2 separate regions of the Mus musculus genome follow, and region 2 is linked to region 1. A link is a loop called in an ENCODE intact Hi-C map of the cell type or tissue named here. Cell type or tissue: gastrocnemius. All regions are shown on one strand.

Region 1 (8,000 bases):
CGGTCTGTGGAACCCACCTTCTTACTGTAGACACAGGCTGAGCCCTGGATCAACAGTGCTGCCTCAATGAAGTTCATTGTGGTTTTGCCTTCATCAAAAGAAATGCAGATCTGGTCCAGCTGCAAGAAAGAACATTAGTAAGCTGGGCTCGGTAAGCGAGGGCATGCCTGTGCCCCCAGCAGTTGGGAGACTGAGGCAGGACTCAAGGTGTGCCTAGGCTACATAGTGAGACAGTCTCAAAGAAAGTCAGATGCCAGTTCGGCAGGAGCCTATACTCACTTCCTTCAGGGGTAGCTCAACCAACCACCCACAAACGGAGATAGCTCCAAGTCTACTCTTGAATTTGCAGTTGCCTCTGGGTGTTCTGGAGGAAAGCTAGATCTTTGTGACTCCCCCCAGTTCCTGGGTCCTGTGAGACCAAGGGCTTTGGAAGAGGGAAGTCCCCAAAGGATATTGACCATGATGGCCAAAGCTACATACCAGCTCTCATCAGCACTCCAAATTGTACCCACCCAGGTCAAAAGCCAACTGGGACAAACTACAACAAAAAGACCCTTTCCTCTGAGAAGGGAAATGACAGAAACAAATGCAGTACACCCTATCCTTTAATTGGAAAACTCAGGAACCAGGTGACATAAGTAGTTCCCCTCTACAGCCCTCCATGGCGTCTGGCAGCCCTGGCTCTAAGCCAGTGTTTGGGTTTTTCCCACTTCTCCCTTCTGCCATGTGCATCTAGCCACCCCTGGACAAACTACCAACCACACAAGTCAACAAGTGCCAAACCCATCCACAAAGCAGCTTTCTCCCTGAGGCTCTGGGGTTCCATTTACAGATACCTACTGAAGATCTATAAATAATAAATAAACAAATAAATAAAGACACAGCCCAGAATTGTTCTTCAAGGTAATAGGGATTGAACTTAAAGTCTTGCAAACACTCTTACTACTGCCCAAACCCCTATGTCCAACTGTCCTATTCAACTACCCAGATTTTTATAAATAAGAGTCCAGTGAGCAAGTCCATGCTAGCTTCTGAGCATCCACACTCATCCCCCCAAAATGAAGGCTCTCAGCTCCTCTTATTCACCTGGCAGTTCAATCTGGATCAGTCCCCTACTACCTCAAGTTCCTCTCTAATGACAGCTGACCTGGCCCAGCCTAACCTCTCCTGCAAGTTCGTTACAGGCTTTCTGCCACTCAGAGGGAAAACCTGAAATTGTAAAATCCCCCAAGGGAGTTATGTAAACTCGTAGTCTCTTCCAGCTACCAGCCTTTGCCTGTGAACTGACTTTCATGCCTTCCAGAGGCAAGCCCCATGTCCCCACTACATAGAAATTTTCGGCTTACCAGACATGGCAACTCCTTTTACCTCAAACACAACCAGGTCCCTCAGTCTCAGTCTTCATGACTTCCTAGCCTTTTCTCTCCAGTTTATCATGCACTTGTGATAACTCACAATACAGTTTATCACACTCACACAATACAGTTTATCACACTCACACAATACAGTTTATCATGCACTTGTGATAACACACAATACAGACGGTGGGGAACAGAGAAGCTTTGTCTACTATCAGCACATCATTTCATCTCACTAGTGACCATTTCAGACTTTGTTGTAAAGGCTACATTGATTTATATGAAACATAAAGAGATAGTGCTTAGGCCAAATAGACACGTCTAGGTAGGAAGCAATAATGACGTGGTTCCCACCCTGATATCCATCCTCCCTGGAGAGCAGACATTTTATCAAAGCATGAATTACTCTTTGCTTTGCTTGACATCTGTTTTCTTTTTTCTTTTAATTTTAAGTTGATTCTTGGCATATAATACTTAATAACAATGAACAAATAAAAGAAAGTAACACCATAAGGCATGTTAGAACACTGGTAACTAGATGGAAAACAAGAAGAACATATACAGCATCAGTGCCAGGACAGCAAAGCGTTAGGCGATGTGGCATAGTCTTCTTGTTATTTGATAATTGAAACAGGGCCTCCTATAGCTCAGGCTTCACATGGATTCTGGAGCCAAGAATGATCTTGAACTGATCCTCCTCCCTCCACCTACCAAGTGCTGAGATTAAAGACATCATGGGAACAGACCCGGGGGCAGGAAAGGAGCCTTATCTGAAGCAGAAGAGCTGACCAAGCCAGGAAACAAATTTAACAGTGTGCCCACAGATCCTTTTAAGAAAACCTGATTCCACAATATGACCTCTTAATACTGTTCTTGGCGCTTCTCAGCCAACTGTGCAGTGCAGGTTGATCATCAAGGGCCAGAGAGACGGCTCAGCGGGTAAGAGCGCTGACTGCTCTTCCAGAGGTCCTGAGTTCAAATCCCAGCAACCACAAGGTGGCTCACAACCATCCATCATGGGATCTGACGCCCTCTTCTGGGGTGTCTGAAGACAGCGACAGTGTACTTAGATATAATAAATAAATAAGTCTTTTAAAAAAAAATACATGTTCATTTAATAAGCATTTATCCTGCACCTACTGTGTCAGACATTCTACAAAGAATAAGAAAGCATATACGAATCTCTACCCTTCTAGAATTTATACTGTAGGGTAAAGACAGACCACAAACCAGCAAGCAAACAACTATGCAATGTTGAGGCCTGGTTATAACTTTTTTTTTCCTAAGATGTGTGTGTGCTTGCACTAATGTGTGTGCACCATGTGCTTGCAGGGGTTCATGGATCCAAAAATGGCCCTGGGACCTCTGGAAGTAGAGTTACAGGCCATTGTGAGCTACTTTTTTTTTTTTTTTTTTTTTTGGTTCTGAGAACTGAACCCAGGTCCTCTACGAGAGCAGCAAGTGCTCTTATCCAGTCATCTCTCTAGCCCTGATTTAAATTTTCTAAAAACAAAAAATGATGTAGGTGTTTTGCCTGTATCCATATCTGTGTACCACCTGTATGTTTGGTGCCAGTGGAGGCCTGATGAAGGCACTGGATCCCCAGGAACTGGGATTACAGACAGCTGCGATCTGTCCTGTGGGTGCTTAGAACTGAACCTGGGTCCTCTGAAAGAATAGTCAGTGCTCTGAATTGATGAGGCAGCTTTCCAGGTCCCTGCGCCCCCATCCCTGTCTCCAGTTTTAATTCTTCAGACTGGATGGTGTCCAATCTAAGAGCCTGGATGAGAAGGTTTTAAATATCTAGGTTTAATACACCTAGACCAGATATAGTGGGGAAGGAAGTATATTCTTGCAATATAACTGACACAATTCATTGGTAAACTTGGTGTGAGACATGAGGCCTTATCACATCTCTTAATTTTCACCTTTAGTTAAACAGTGAAACACTACCAAAATAGAGGACTAGAATTTGAACCACAACCCAAAAGCTCCACTTTAAATAACATCCAAGAGCTCGAGTAACATCCCAGCACATGCCAAGGGAGTGGCTAGAACAAACAAATCTGGGACAGCTCACAAGGAAGATCGGTATGGGTGTATCCCACCACATGGAGTTGAAAACTTGTATTTAAAAAAAAAAAAAATCACACAAGTAAGATTTTCTATTTTTAAGGGAAAGAAGACTCCACCCCAAGAAGCTCGACACTTAAGAAAGAAAACAGAAGCAGTCAAATAGAAATCCTAAGAGCACTGTTTCAAAAAGGAAGCTGTCAGACCGAGAAATCTCCCCAACAGGGCACTTCGAGCGTCTCTTTTATTTTTAAATACGAAGACCACTACAGTTCGAGTTGAGACCTGTAACTATTCAGTAGTGGGATCCGATTGTGTTGAGCCAAAGTGTGAACGTGCAGAAACGGAGCAGACAGTGACTGAATAGACCTGAACTTAAAAAAAAACAAAACGGAGGAATGGAATGCTGATAGGCTAGATTACGGCGAGGGGCTGGGCCACCAACAGGATGGGGGAGGGGGCGGATCCTTCTGGACAAAACTGGTTCAAATTAAGAGCCTGGGGTATGGGTGCGTCGCACTGCGGGAAGATCGTGTGGGCGGGGCTTGAGGTCTAAGATACAAAATCCCTTTTCCTTCGGGAACCAGATCTCTCTCCATTACTGTAAGAGTCCTGGTATGGTAGGGTTGATTGGTAGTTGCAAATAATCGGGAGACTGGGACAGAAGACTTCGGGTTTAAGACCTGCCTTGGCGCCTGGCTCAAGAAGAAAAACAGGTTCCAAAAAAAAGCTCGGTGGTAGAGTGCCTGCCAAACCTGTCCAAAGCCCCAGGTTAAATCCGCCCCCAAAAGGGGAAAACAAAAAGTTTGCTTCTTAATGTATTGTATTCCCCCAAAGAAAACGGAAATAATGTACTTGTTGGAGAAAAATGATTATCATCCAACCAAATCGACTTCACAGCTCGCTAACCGACAGAGGCCTGAAAAGGACAGCTCCGGGAGAATCTAGCTGAAAGTTTCGAGAGGCAGGCTGGATTTTGAAGGGGGGTGAGGAAAGAAACAAGACTGCGGATGACACACCAGACGGCTACAGACCCGGAGGCGGGGGGTGGCAATGCAGCCTGAGCGCCCAGGCCGATGCCATTCCCCCGCCGCCCTCACCTCCTCCAGATACTCGCCCAGCTGTGCCGCCACGTCCACCTCCCAGTTCTTAGTGAGATCCCGGATGGGCTGCAAGAGGTGAGCAAAGCGCACCTCCACATCCTCCATGTCTAGAACGGGACTAGAAGCCCGGAACCATGGCTCAACCCGCTACTGGTTCTGGCGCCATTTTGGTGCTCCCGCCCCGGAAGTACGTAGCCAGGGCACTGCGCGCACACGTATGACGTCAGGCGGGCCCAGTTTCGAAGAAGTAAAGAAGCGGGCCCGACGGGGGCGGGGCCTACACCGGGGGCGGGGCTCCGTGTCTAGGGGGGGGGCCTGGAGGAGCGGAGGAGACTAAGTTTCTAGGTGGTTAGCGGTGAGTTCTTTGGCACTGGGTGGAGCTCAGTGACCCGACCGGACTGACGGATTCCGGCTGCGGCGTGGGCCAGAGGCCGGGCTGGGGGCAGCTAGGAGACTAGAGGGCACTACTTCGGCAAGACCGCGTAGCGGACATGGCGAGCTCCCGGGTCCCACAGCAGCTTTTCCTACAGGGTGTGGCCGCTGTCTACTTGTTCGCCTTTGCGTCCCTCTACACCCAGATCCCAGGTGAGGGCGCGGAGGGGTTGAATCGTCACACGTGGACGTGGTAGCATCCCTTCCTTCACTGCCCTCTGAGGCGGGTGTAAAGTCCAGGCCTCTCTCTGCGCGGGATTAAGGGGTGGTAGTTTGCGGGCAACAAAAGTGGAGGAAAAAGAAGCACAAGGGTCGATTTCCCTTAACTATTAGTAGTCTCATCTAGGCTTAGGGAAAAACCCCGAGGGGAGTGGGTGGCAGATTTCTACCTGGACTCTGTGGGCAGGTAAGAGAGGGATGCGCTCTAATTGACAGAAGGTGCTGACCCAGAATCAGGTCTTCTGAACCTGGTGTTGGGGGTCAACAATTTCCAACGTGAGAGAGAGAGACCATCTGGTAGACAGAGCAAGCCCTGCCTGGGATGGGAACATCTGCAAGCACAACCTGGAGTTGGGGGTTTGGGACATCTGCATGCCAGGAGCTGGTGGTGGAGCATCTCCGGGGCCTAAGTTCATGTGCATGTTAGACTGGGAAGATGTCTAAGACTTGGCCCTGACATACCCTCCCACAGGCCTCTATGGCCCAGAGGGCATCCTTCCTGCTCGAAGAACACTGCGGCCCCAAGGCAAGGGCCTGTGGCAGCAGCTGTGGGAAACACCAACGCTGCTGTGGGAGGCACCAAGACTGGGGCTGGATACTGCCCAAGGTCTGGATTTACTGACCTTATTGGGCACCGTGCTAGCCCTGGGCGCCCTGCTCCTGAACTCTCTGAGACACCCCTTCGTCTACCTGCTGCTCTGGGTTGCATACCGATCAGCCTACCAGGCAAGTGAGACACTTAAAACTTCAGCCTTCATCTAACCCACCCTCTCTCTCTGCCTCACCTGATGCAGCAGACACACAGTGGCTCCCTGACCACTTCTCTCCCTACAGGTGGGCCAAGTGTTCCTTTATTTCCAGTGGTGAGTGATTCCGGGGGCCCAATCTGCCTGAGGCCACTGGGCAGGGTTGTTTGCCTCTCCTGGGAGGACCCTGGGAGGTTCCTATTAAGCAACCTAAATAGGAAATTTAGGATATTTCCCTCCCTATAGGGATTCCCTGCTGCTGGAGACTGGCTTCCTAGCTATACTGGTAGCCCCGCTGAGGGGGCCTTCCAAACACAAGATTCTCCAGGGTAGATTAGCAGGAGCCTTACCCCATGAAGACCTCCCATTCTGGCTCGTGCGCTGGCTGCTGTTTCGACTCATGTTCGCCTCTGGTGTGGTCAAGTTGACCAGCCGCTGCCCTACGTGGTGGGGACTCACTGGTGAGGGCCCGGGGCCTGAAGCTGGGATGGTCTAGAGGCTCTTAACCAGCCCTGACCTCCACTCGCTTCCTGCAGCTCTGACCTACCACTATGAGACTCAGTGCCTGCCCACACCCGCTGCCTGGTTTGCTCACCATCTGCCGGTCTGGCTACACAAGCTCAGCGTGGTAGCCACCTTCCTCATCGAGATCGCAGTGCCACCCCTGTTCTTTGCTCCTATTCGCCGCCTACGACTTACTGCCTTCTACGCTCAGGTAGGTAGAAGAGAGTGTGGCCTTTACCACTGGCTGGTGAGGCTTGCTGGGGCGGGAGTGGTCGGGTGATGGGTGCTGTGGGGGGAAGCATCGCAGGCAGAAGGATGTGTTAGCCAGTCTAGGTGTATACTGTCACGTGAGGCTGTGGCCTTTGGGAAAGTGTCGTCTTTAGGTCTGCGGGAGCCCAAGAGCATCCTCTCCATAGCTCTGACTGCATGTCTTCCTCTCAGGCATTATTGCAAGTCCTGATTATCATCACTGGCAACTACAATTTCTTCAACCTGCTAACCCTGGTGCTCACCACTGCCCTCCTGGATGACCGTCACCTGTCTGCTGAGCCTGGCCTCAGATGCCACAAGAAGATGCCCACCTGTGAGTGTCAGTCATCCCATCACGACAACCAAACCCATGTCATCCGCCAAAGAGCCCCTGTCCCTTGGCTGCAGACCCTTAGCCAATCTGTGACTGTCTGTCCAACCCATAGCCTGGCCTAAAGCCCTGCTGACCGCGCTGTCCTTACTGCTGGAACTGACTGTCTATGGGCTGCTGGCCTACGGCACTGTCTACTACTTTGGCCTGGAGGTTGACTGGCAACAGCACATCATCCTCTCGAAAACCAGTAAGTGCCAACATGGGGACCTAAGGGAAAGGGCTGGCTCAGTCCCTGATCACACTCTCCTCCCTGGCAGCCTTCACCTTCCATCAGTTCTCCCAGTGGCTGAAGACGGTAACCCTGCCAACTGTGTGGCTAGGGACAGCCTCCCTGGCCTGGGAGTTGCTTGTTGTCCTCTGGAGGTATGTATGTACCCGAAGACCGCGGGCAGAAGCCGCTTTCAGATCAGGTCTGACCACACCCGTCCCTCTCGTCCCCAGGTGGATCCAGGTACAAGGATGGTCACGGAAGTTCTCTGCGGGTATCCAGCTCTCCGTCCTGGGCACGGCAACAGTGGCCTTGTTCCTGATCAGCCTAGTAGGTGACCCTGTGAAGACTGGGACTGGGGGAAGATGGGGCAGCACTGAGCTATCGCCTATTTGCCTGCAGGTACCTTACTCCTATGTGGAACCTGGGACCCACGGGCGTCTCTGGACTGGGGCTCATCGCCTGTTCGGTTCTGTGGAGCACCTACAGCTGGCCAACTCTTACGGCCTTTTCCGTCGGATGACTGGCGTGGGCGGGCGGCCGGAAGTGGTCCTAGAGGGCAGCTATGACGGACAGCATTGGACAGTGAGCCCTCCCAAATGATACAGGGGTAAAGGGACCAAGTCCAGCCATCCCAGCTAACCATGTGTCCCTCTGTCAGGAGATCGAATTCATGTACAAACCTGGGAATGTGAGCCGACCACCCCCTTTCCT
Region 2 (8,000 bases), 540 kb after region 1:
CATAGTGAGCTCCAGGACTACACAGAGAGATCTTCTATATGGATCTGTATGGAGTATGTAGAGTTTTCCCTACAAGGGAGAGACTGATGTGACTGAGGCAGCAGCGCACGCTAAGGCAACTGTGATGTATAAAGTAAGTGCTGCATGGAGACGTGCTGGCTTTCTGCATGCCAAGGAAGGAGCCAGAGGCAGCAGCGCATGCCAAGGCTACTGTGATGTACAAAATAAGTGACGCATGGAGATGTGCTGGCTTTCTGCATCATATCCACCACTGATGTCGCCACTTTCAGGTTCCTGAAACCACACCAAGGGCATCCGAGTCACACATGTTGAAGGAAGAGAGAAGCCTACGGAGACCACAGGTCCCAACACTCTGGTCACCTTCACATGTGTACGAGCCGTTGACATTCTCACAGTACTGGCCATCGCTGCACGGAGATGTCTCTGCTGCACACTCATCCACATCTGGAAGAAAACAAGGCTGTGAGCAGAGCAGAGCAGAGGTGGCAGGGCTGAGGCACCACCCGTGTGACGGGAATGTGAGCACCTGAGCCTCCACACAAGCTCAGATCATCTCTTCCTTCAGTACCCCCCCACCCCATCCCCCAAGGCTTTAGACCAGCTTGGCTGAGTTCTGAATTTGCCTAAGGCCAAGCAGCTGCAGAGGGTGAAAGCAAAACTAGAATAGAAGAAGAGGCTGGGCAAGGGGCACCTGAGGCTCGGAAGATCAAGCCTGTAGCAGCTCCACTGAGGGCCTTAGTACAGGGTTTGCTGCACGAAAGGGGCAAGGGCCCAGAAACAGCAGGGCCACACTCCTGGTACTGTGATACTACCAGCTGTGGTGGGGACACTGGCTTAATACAAGTCTGAGTCCCTCTAAAAACCCCACATGCCGGCCATAAGAGTGGCCTTCCACAGCCCCGAGTGGGACGGAGATGAAAGACATCAGAAGGGAGTCAGACCTCCCTGGGATGGTCGGGTCGCCCCATAAGGAACCACCCCCCACTCTCTCTCCCCACCCCATCTCCATGGTATGCGCCTCACCCACACAGGCATCCTCCACACGTGCCCAGCCCACTTCACACTGGATACAGTCTTTGTTGCTTGGACCAGAGCAGGTCTTGCAAGACTCATCACAGGCTGGAAAGCAAAGGCTGTGTCAGGAGGGCCCTTTTGGGAACAGGGTCTCATTGCCTCCCACACTGAGGAAACCTTCCTTCAGGAAGGAGGATTTTTAAGATTGGCAGGAAAATAAAAGCGGTGAAACCAAGAAAACAGCAGCACTTAACTCTGAGTGTGATGTCACCACATCCAGCGTCCCTCTAGTCAGTGACAAGGACTGCTGACTATTTCCTTCACAGTCATAAAACATCAAGTGAACTCAACCAAGGATGCTGCCCTGTGCAGGCAGCAACCATGGCAGCCTAGAAGGCTGGCAAGGCCTGTGCTCCGCTGACTGATTTGACAGGCAGAGCTGACCTCAGTCTCAGAAAGAAGCTGCCCAGGTAACCTTGACAACCCTGGTGAGAGCGAGGGCGTGGGAGGGCCAGTGCTCAGGAGTAGCCTCCAAGGGTCCTGGTTCCCTTTCGTAGCCATGTCTTGTGGGCACAGAAAGTCCTTGTTCCCTCTGAGAAGTTGTTCGATCAACTACAGATACATCTCAGCCTCTGTATCTTGCCTCCGTCTCAAAAACCACCTGGCAGGAAACTGAAAGACCTGTCCACCCTTCTGGGACAGCCATGTCATCATTTCAGGTGATCATATGGAATACGGCCAACTACTAGGTGCTAGGTCATAAAACCAAGGGCATTTGATACAGGCATGATAGAACCTGTCACACAGGCACTGAACCACCAAGTCATTCCCAGGAAGGCTTAAGAAGCAAGTACCTTTCCCTTCCAGGGTAGCTTATGGATACTTCAGAAAGCCCATACTGCCAGGCCTCCTGCACCGGATATGGGGTTAGGGGCCAGGAGGCACTCTGTTCCCAGCTATGCAGCCTCAGCAGAGGGCTGCTCCCCACAGCCTCTCCATCACCCAAGCCAGCCAGACTCTGGGTGCCGGTGCTTACCTGAGCAGATGCTGTGGGTCTCGTTCCTCTGCAAGCTGAAGAAGCCGTCTGTGCAGTCAATACACAGTGGTCCCTTGTAGCCTGTGTGACACTGGCAGGACCCGTCGCCCTGTCTGCTGCCGTCTCCGCTGCAATAGCCGTTTCCGCTGCAAGGCCTCTCGGACCCACCCTGGCACTCTTGGAAGACATAAACTTTTGCTTGGAGCATGCCCCTGGGGTTGGAGCATAAAGCCATTGGGGTCCCTTACAATCTAAACCTGGCACCAATTCCTGCTGAGGGAACAGGGACCTGGAAGCTGAAGGAAAGGGCCAGAGCCAGACACTGACCACCTGGGACCGGCAGGATTAACACTAGAACACCTGTGGGGAGCCAGCTATGGGACAACACACTATGTGCCCGAGAGAGAAAAATCCAATGTTGTATTCAGCATACAGTCAGGGAGAAGGGAACAAGAGCCAGCTCAGCCCACGTGCATGCCTGAAACTGAAACTTCTGTCACCGGATCCAGCCCGACTGATCAACATGACTTGGCTCCAGTCTCAAGGGTCACCTCAGAGAAGGGGCCAGGACTAGGTAAGAATGCTTACCACCCCCAACTCCCATCAGTACAGAGGAGCTCGAGAGACTGTGATCCCTCCCCCTGAACACTCATGAGGGCAAGAGGAGAACTCCCTAAAGTCAGAAGTCAGCAGTGATGCGGGAGCCTATGGCCCAGGTTCACAGCACCAGAGCAGGGGTGGACAGCTATGTATCTGAGGAAAGAGGCAGGGTTCCCCAACTCCACAGAAAGAGCATGCAGTTCAAATTCCCTCTGTGCTTTTAAACACAAGAAGGGCATCAGAGAGGAGTCATGGGAAAGATGCAGGCTCGGATGTCCCGGAGGGGCGGGGGGGGGGGGGGGGGTGTACCTTGACAGTCTGGCCCGTAGGTGCCTGGAAGACAGCACGCTTTCAGTGTGTGTACACAGAACCACTCAAATAGGTTGGGGTGCTCCTTCTTCCTGAGGGTTTTGAAATGGTCATTAAATCCCACGAGACGCTGGCCCGGAGGCACGCACGGCTCAGTGGGGATGCTCCAAGCCTTGGACAGTTTCAAACCCTAAATATAGCACAGGCGTTTTCAAACATATCAGCGGGGGAGTTGACTTTATAAGTTAGGTGTAGTAAGAGATCAGTAACTAACAGTGATAGCCAGACAGTAACGATGCGCTGAAGTGAGGCTTAACCACTCCAATTTTCACTTCTTAACTTCAGGCTGAAGCAACTAAGGACCTCAGGTGATTCGGGCTAGGAGGCACTGTCCACGCCCTCAAGGCTATGTGATGGGGGAAGCAAGGGTCAGGTGTGCACAGGACCTCCTTGGAAGCTTCTAAGAGATGGTGGCAGCGCAGGGGTAAATCGGGATGGGGATGTAGGATATTTCCTGCTTCTCTAGGTTCTCTACTGGGAAGATACTGCAAAATGCGAGATCAGAAGACAGGGTCCCAGGCACTCACAGTGTCTGCCACCAAGCCTCTAGCTGCTCCTCCTGCTGCTCCAAGAGTTGGTTGCACTCAAAGTCACTGCTGTCACACAGACCCTCCATGATCTCCAGAAGCCGGATCTCACTGAAACACAATCTGTCAGCACCCCAAAGCACCAGCACCCCAAAGCACCAGTCTGCTCACTTTACACATGTCCCTCCTAGAGACTACTTTAGCGAAGAGGAGAGTCTCTACAACCACAGGCAAGGTTAGTCAGTAAGGGGAGGCTAACCGGGGGGTGTGCAGCGGACCCAGGAATGGTAGGCCCCTCCATCCCTACAGCATGAGAAAGGGAGCTTATTCCATTAGTCAGGGAAGCCAGAAGTCTCTAGGAGGGCGAGGGGCTCCAGTCTGAGTTTCCAAAAGGCCCGTGTGCGTGTGTGTAAAAGCCTTCCAGTGTCTGTGCGCACAGAAGTGGCCGTAGGGAGTGTGGAAACCACAGACCAGTTGAGTGGCCAGAGGCAGGGACGACCATTGACAGGTGTCCACCACCATCGAAGGGGTTCCTCCGTGTGCCGGTGGTCTGCACCGACCCCAAGGTCTGACCACCGATTCACAGACCGCGACCGCACATCCTCGCACTTCTTGGGAACACTCACCTGAATTCGTACTTAGACAGCGTCTTCTCTTCCCACGCCGTGTTGCCGCCACCGAAATTCTTCCTGGCCGTGTTGGCCATCCCCTGTAGTGGAGGTGGCACCAGCTCGATGGGCTACCGTGAACCCCGCCGCCAGCCCCTGCCCCAGCGCCGCTGCCCCGGACCCCGCCGCCCGCCCACCTGGTTGAACTTGTCCACCAGCGTCCGGCATCTCTGGCACATCGTCGGCTTCCGGGAGGCTACGGCCCCGGGCGGCGGCAGCAGCAGCAGCAGCCCGAACGCGGCTGCAAGCAGCAGGTGCATGGCGGGAGGGCTGCCCGGCGACCCACCGAGAACTGCGGCGGAGTCTGAGCCTCCGCCCACCGGCCCGCGCGCCGGCCGTTCCCCGGGCTACTTGACTGCGTCGCCGAGGCCCCGCCCACCTTTCACCCCGCGCGCTTCTATTGGCCGGAGGAATCCCCCTTGCCTGATGTGGACCAATTGAGGCTCGCCACGAGAAGCCACCAATGAGAAGGCCCCGGGTCAGCGTCCCGCGAGAATGAGGCAGAACCGTAATCTTCTATCGGGTCCCCATGCCCCGCCCTCCACGAGTGGCCATCTTTTCTCCGGGCGGGAAGCGCCAGCTGCGGTCGCCAGCCTGGGCAATGGTGGCCATGTCAAGTTCGGGCAAAGACTTGGCTTCCGGGCCCGGTTTCCGCAGCCGGCTTCCTGCCTTGGTCAGTCTGCTCAGTTCCGCGGGGTCCTGCGGAGAGGAGAGGTTAGCGCGCGTCGCCGGGATTGGTGTACTCGGGCGGGAGGTGGCGAAGCTGGGGTTCTCCCGAGCGCGCGTGACGGCCTTTGAGTTCCTCAACCCGGGGATGGACCTGTCACTTAGAGGCTGAGCGTGTCCCTGGGGGCGGGACATCTCGCCCGAGGCCTGGACCGTTCATCCATCCTCCTCACCTGGCGCCCGGAGCTGTCATCCGTAAACAGAGCTCTACATCTGGGTCCTGCTCAGTGTGGTTGAGGGGGCCCCAGTGGTCGACATTTCCTCAGGGGCCTCAGGCAGTGAGTTCACAATGACCTTCCGAACTTTAAGTGACCTGAGGGAGGAGGAGGAGGAGATGTGGACTATGTGTATTTTAAAGAACATCTGATTGTATAAATAGTAACAGTTTAGTCTGGTCTTTGGTTTACAAGTAAGTTCATCTACACCAGCTAACACTTCCAGGTTAAAGCCACAATTTGAACGAATGATTCCCACAGTTCCCTTGGAAGCTTTGGAATCACAATGGACAGGGACGACAGGATCTTTGAAGGGTACCCCCTAATCTGAGATGCCCTCCTCCTCCACGCCACATTTGCGAAGAGTATAGCTTTTAATTTTTTAAAGATTTGTTTATTTTATGTATATGAGTACACACGGTAGCTGTACATAGGGTTGTGAGCCTTCATCTGGTTGTTGGGAGTTGAATTTACGACCTCTGCTTGCTCTGTGCATCAGATCTCATTACAGGTGGTTGTGAGCCACCATGTGGTTGCTGGGATTTGAACTCAGGACCTTCAGAAGAGCAGTATAGCTTTTTGGAGCTTGGCTCCTGGAGCTTAGCCATTAGCATCTCTTCTTCCCTGCAGCTGCCCCCATTCCTGTGATAGGTGTTTTGTTTTGTTTTTTTTTTTGGTTTTTTGAGACAGGGTTTCTCTGTATAGCTCTGGCTGTCCTGGAACTCACTCTGTAGACCAGGCTGGCCTCGAACTCAGAAATCCGCCTGTCTCTGCCTCCCAAGTGCTGGGATTAAAGGCGTGCGCCACCACGCCCGGCTGATAAGTTGTTTTTATGTACTGGTGAATAACTCCCTTGTATTGTTTCTGCTCCTGGTTGAGCGGTCCAGCTCACCCTGGTCTCCTGTTGTCTTTGAAAATAGCTAGCCGGGCGGTGGTGATGCACACCTTTGATCCCAGCACTTGGGAGACAGAGGCAGGCGGATTTCTGAGTTCAAGGCCAGCCTGGTCTACAGAGTGAGTTCCAGGACAGCCAGGGCTACACAGAGAAACCTTGTCTCGAAAGAAACAAAAAAACAAAAAAGAAAGAAAATAGCTGCTGTTGGTCCTCAGCAGAACACACACCCCTTTGTGGCTGTGAGGAAGGAGGAGGATCGGGTGAGTTCTGTGGGTAATAGCCCACCCTAAAGCTTGGGTTTCCTTCAAAGGTCTGCAGAGCAGATAGTTGAAGCAGCGAAGTTGGAGTCCCTGAAGCAACGCATCTCGCACTGCTGCCTCCCTCGATGGCTTGGCCTCTTCCCCATCCTTTTCAATACCAAGGATGGCCTTGAACTTCTAGTCCTCTTGCCTCTTACCCCCTAGGTGCTGGGATACACACATATATTTACATACCTGGGGTTTATCCGGTTCTGGGGACCGAACCCAGGGCTTCAGGCTCTTAACAAGTTACCCAGGTTGACCTAGACCTCTTGTTTCTCCTGTCTCAGCCTCCCAAGTACTGGAATCCTAAGTGTGCATCACTGTACCCCAGTATGGTTTTGTGCCAGGTTGGGAACTTTATGTACATGTTGTTCTATAACCTAATTAGTCAATCGTCACACTTTCTCAGTTCAGGACTTTTTATTGGGTCTAACTCAGCTGGGCATAGTCAGACGTGGTGGAGTGTTGGCCAGACTCACTGTAGCCTTGCAACCGAACTTGGAATAAGCAAGTGCACGCTGTGGCTTATTTACACTCACTAAAGTCTTTATAATATGCCTTTGCGCAGGGCTGGGGAATACCTGTGGGGCATTTTCCTGATTGGTGATGTGGTAGGGCCCATCTCACTGTGGGTGATGCTATCCCTGGGCTGGTGGTCATAGGTGCCATAAGAAGGCAGACTGAGCAAGCCATGAGGAGCAAGCCAGTAAGCAGCACTCCTTCTTGACCTCCATCCACGTTAATCTCCTGCCTCCAAGTTCCTGCCTTGAGTTTCTGCCCTTAGTTTCCTTGGATCGTAAGCTGTAAGATGAAATAAACCCTTTCTTCCCCCAAGTTGCTCTTGGGTGTGGTGTTTTATCACAGAAATGTAAACCCTAACTGAGACCATAGGAATTATGAGCATTATTATATTTCACGGGGCTGGGGCTGGAGAGGTGACTCTGGTTAAGAATGCTGACTGGTCTTTTAGAAGACCAAAACTCAGTTCCCTGCACCTACACAGCACCTCACAACTGCCGGTAACTCCAGTTCCAGGGAATCAGATGCCCAGACATACATGCATATATACACATATATACATACACACATGCATGGGATTTATTAGAGTGGCTTACAGACTGATCTAGCTAGTTAATAACGGCTGCCTATGAGTGGGAGGTCAAGGAATCCAGTAGTTGTTCAGTGTACAAGGCTGGATGTTTCCCTCAGGTGGGCTTCAGTATACACTGGGGTCCTGAGGAAACAGGAACCATTGCCAGTGAAGGAATGGATTTGCCAGGAGACCAAGAGCAAGCTTCCTTCTTCCATGTCCTTTACAGAGGTTGCCAGCAGACGCTGTGACCGGATCAAAGATGGATCTTCCTACTTCAGAAGATTTACTTAATAAACAATCCCTCACCGGGGTACTCAGCTGCTTGGGTTTTAGTTAACTTCAGATGTTGTCAAGTTGACAGAATAGCCATCTCAAGGGGTCTTGTGCTTCCTCTCCTCCACATCTTACCTGTGTGACCTCAAGCCACGTCTTAGGAATGTCTGACCGTGTAAGGTAACAGTGTTCCTTGTCTGTGTCTCTGTGAAGGCGCATGAAGTTCAAAGCTCTACATGGCTGGCAAGAAGTCATCGGGCA

The links. A loop is a pair of places that touch in the nucleus more often than their neighbours do. Peaks named below come from ENCODE experiments on the same cell type or tissue, not always from the same donor. Only the 100,000 strongest peaks of a DNase experiment are listed, where the experiment ranks them.
Region 2: a loop joins it to region 1, with 14 times the contacts of the local background. A loop is called at or near these places in 1 of 42 quality-filtered maps.

What each region holds. Positions count from the first base shown.
Region 1 is chr15:89,352,475-89,360,474 of GRCm38, reverse strand. Lmf2 (lipase maturation factor 2) reads left to right here and starts at 4,816. Exons shown (of 14, transcript NM_178919.4): 1 at 4,816-5,119; 2 at 5,658-5,911; 3 at 6,020-6,048; 4 at 6,178-6,392; 5 at 6,468-6,646; 6 at 6,877-7,018; 7 at 7,131-7,265; 8 at 7,336-7,441; 9 at 7,520-7,616; 10 at 7,689-7,871; 11 at 7,948-8,000. The coding sequence starts at 5,026. It overlaps Ncaph2 (non-SMC condensin II complex, subunit H2), which reads right to left and starts at 4,756. Exons shown (of 20, transcript NM_001115132.2): 1 at 4,532-4,756; 2 at 18-119. The coding sequence starts at 4,639. In gastrocnemius, no CTCF peak of the experiment used is centred here; DNase peaks (open chromatin) are centred at 3,907 and 4,759; H3K4me3 peaks cover 2,893 bases; H3K27ac peaks cover 2,215 bases.
Region 2 is chr15:88,816,207-88,824,206 of GRCm38, reverse strand. It overlaps Alg12 (asparagine-linked glycosylation 12 (alpha-1,6-mannosyltransferase)), which reads left to right and starts at 4,889. Exons shown (of 10, transcript NM_001142357.1): 1 at 4,889-4,949; 2 at 7,953-8,000. The coding sequence starts at 7,976. Creld2 (cysteine-rich with EGF-like domains 2) reads right to left here and starts at 4,561. Exons shown (of 10, transcript NM_029720.2): 1 at 4,373-4,561; 2 at 4,194-4,276; 3 at 3,568-3,678; 4 at 2,981-3,072; 5 at 2,072-2,248; 6 at 1,045-1,140; 7 at 382-465. The coding sequence starts at 4,495. In gastrocnemius, no CTCF peak of the experiment used is centred here; a DNase peak (open chromatin) is centred at 4,743; H3K4me3 peaks cover 2,306 bases; H3K27ac peaks cover 1,773 bases.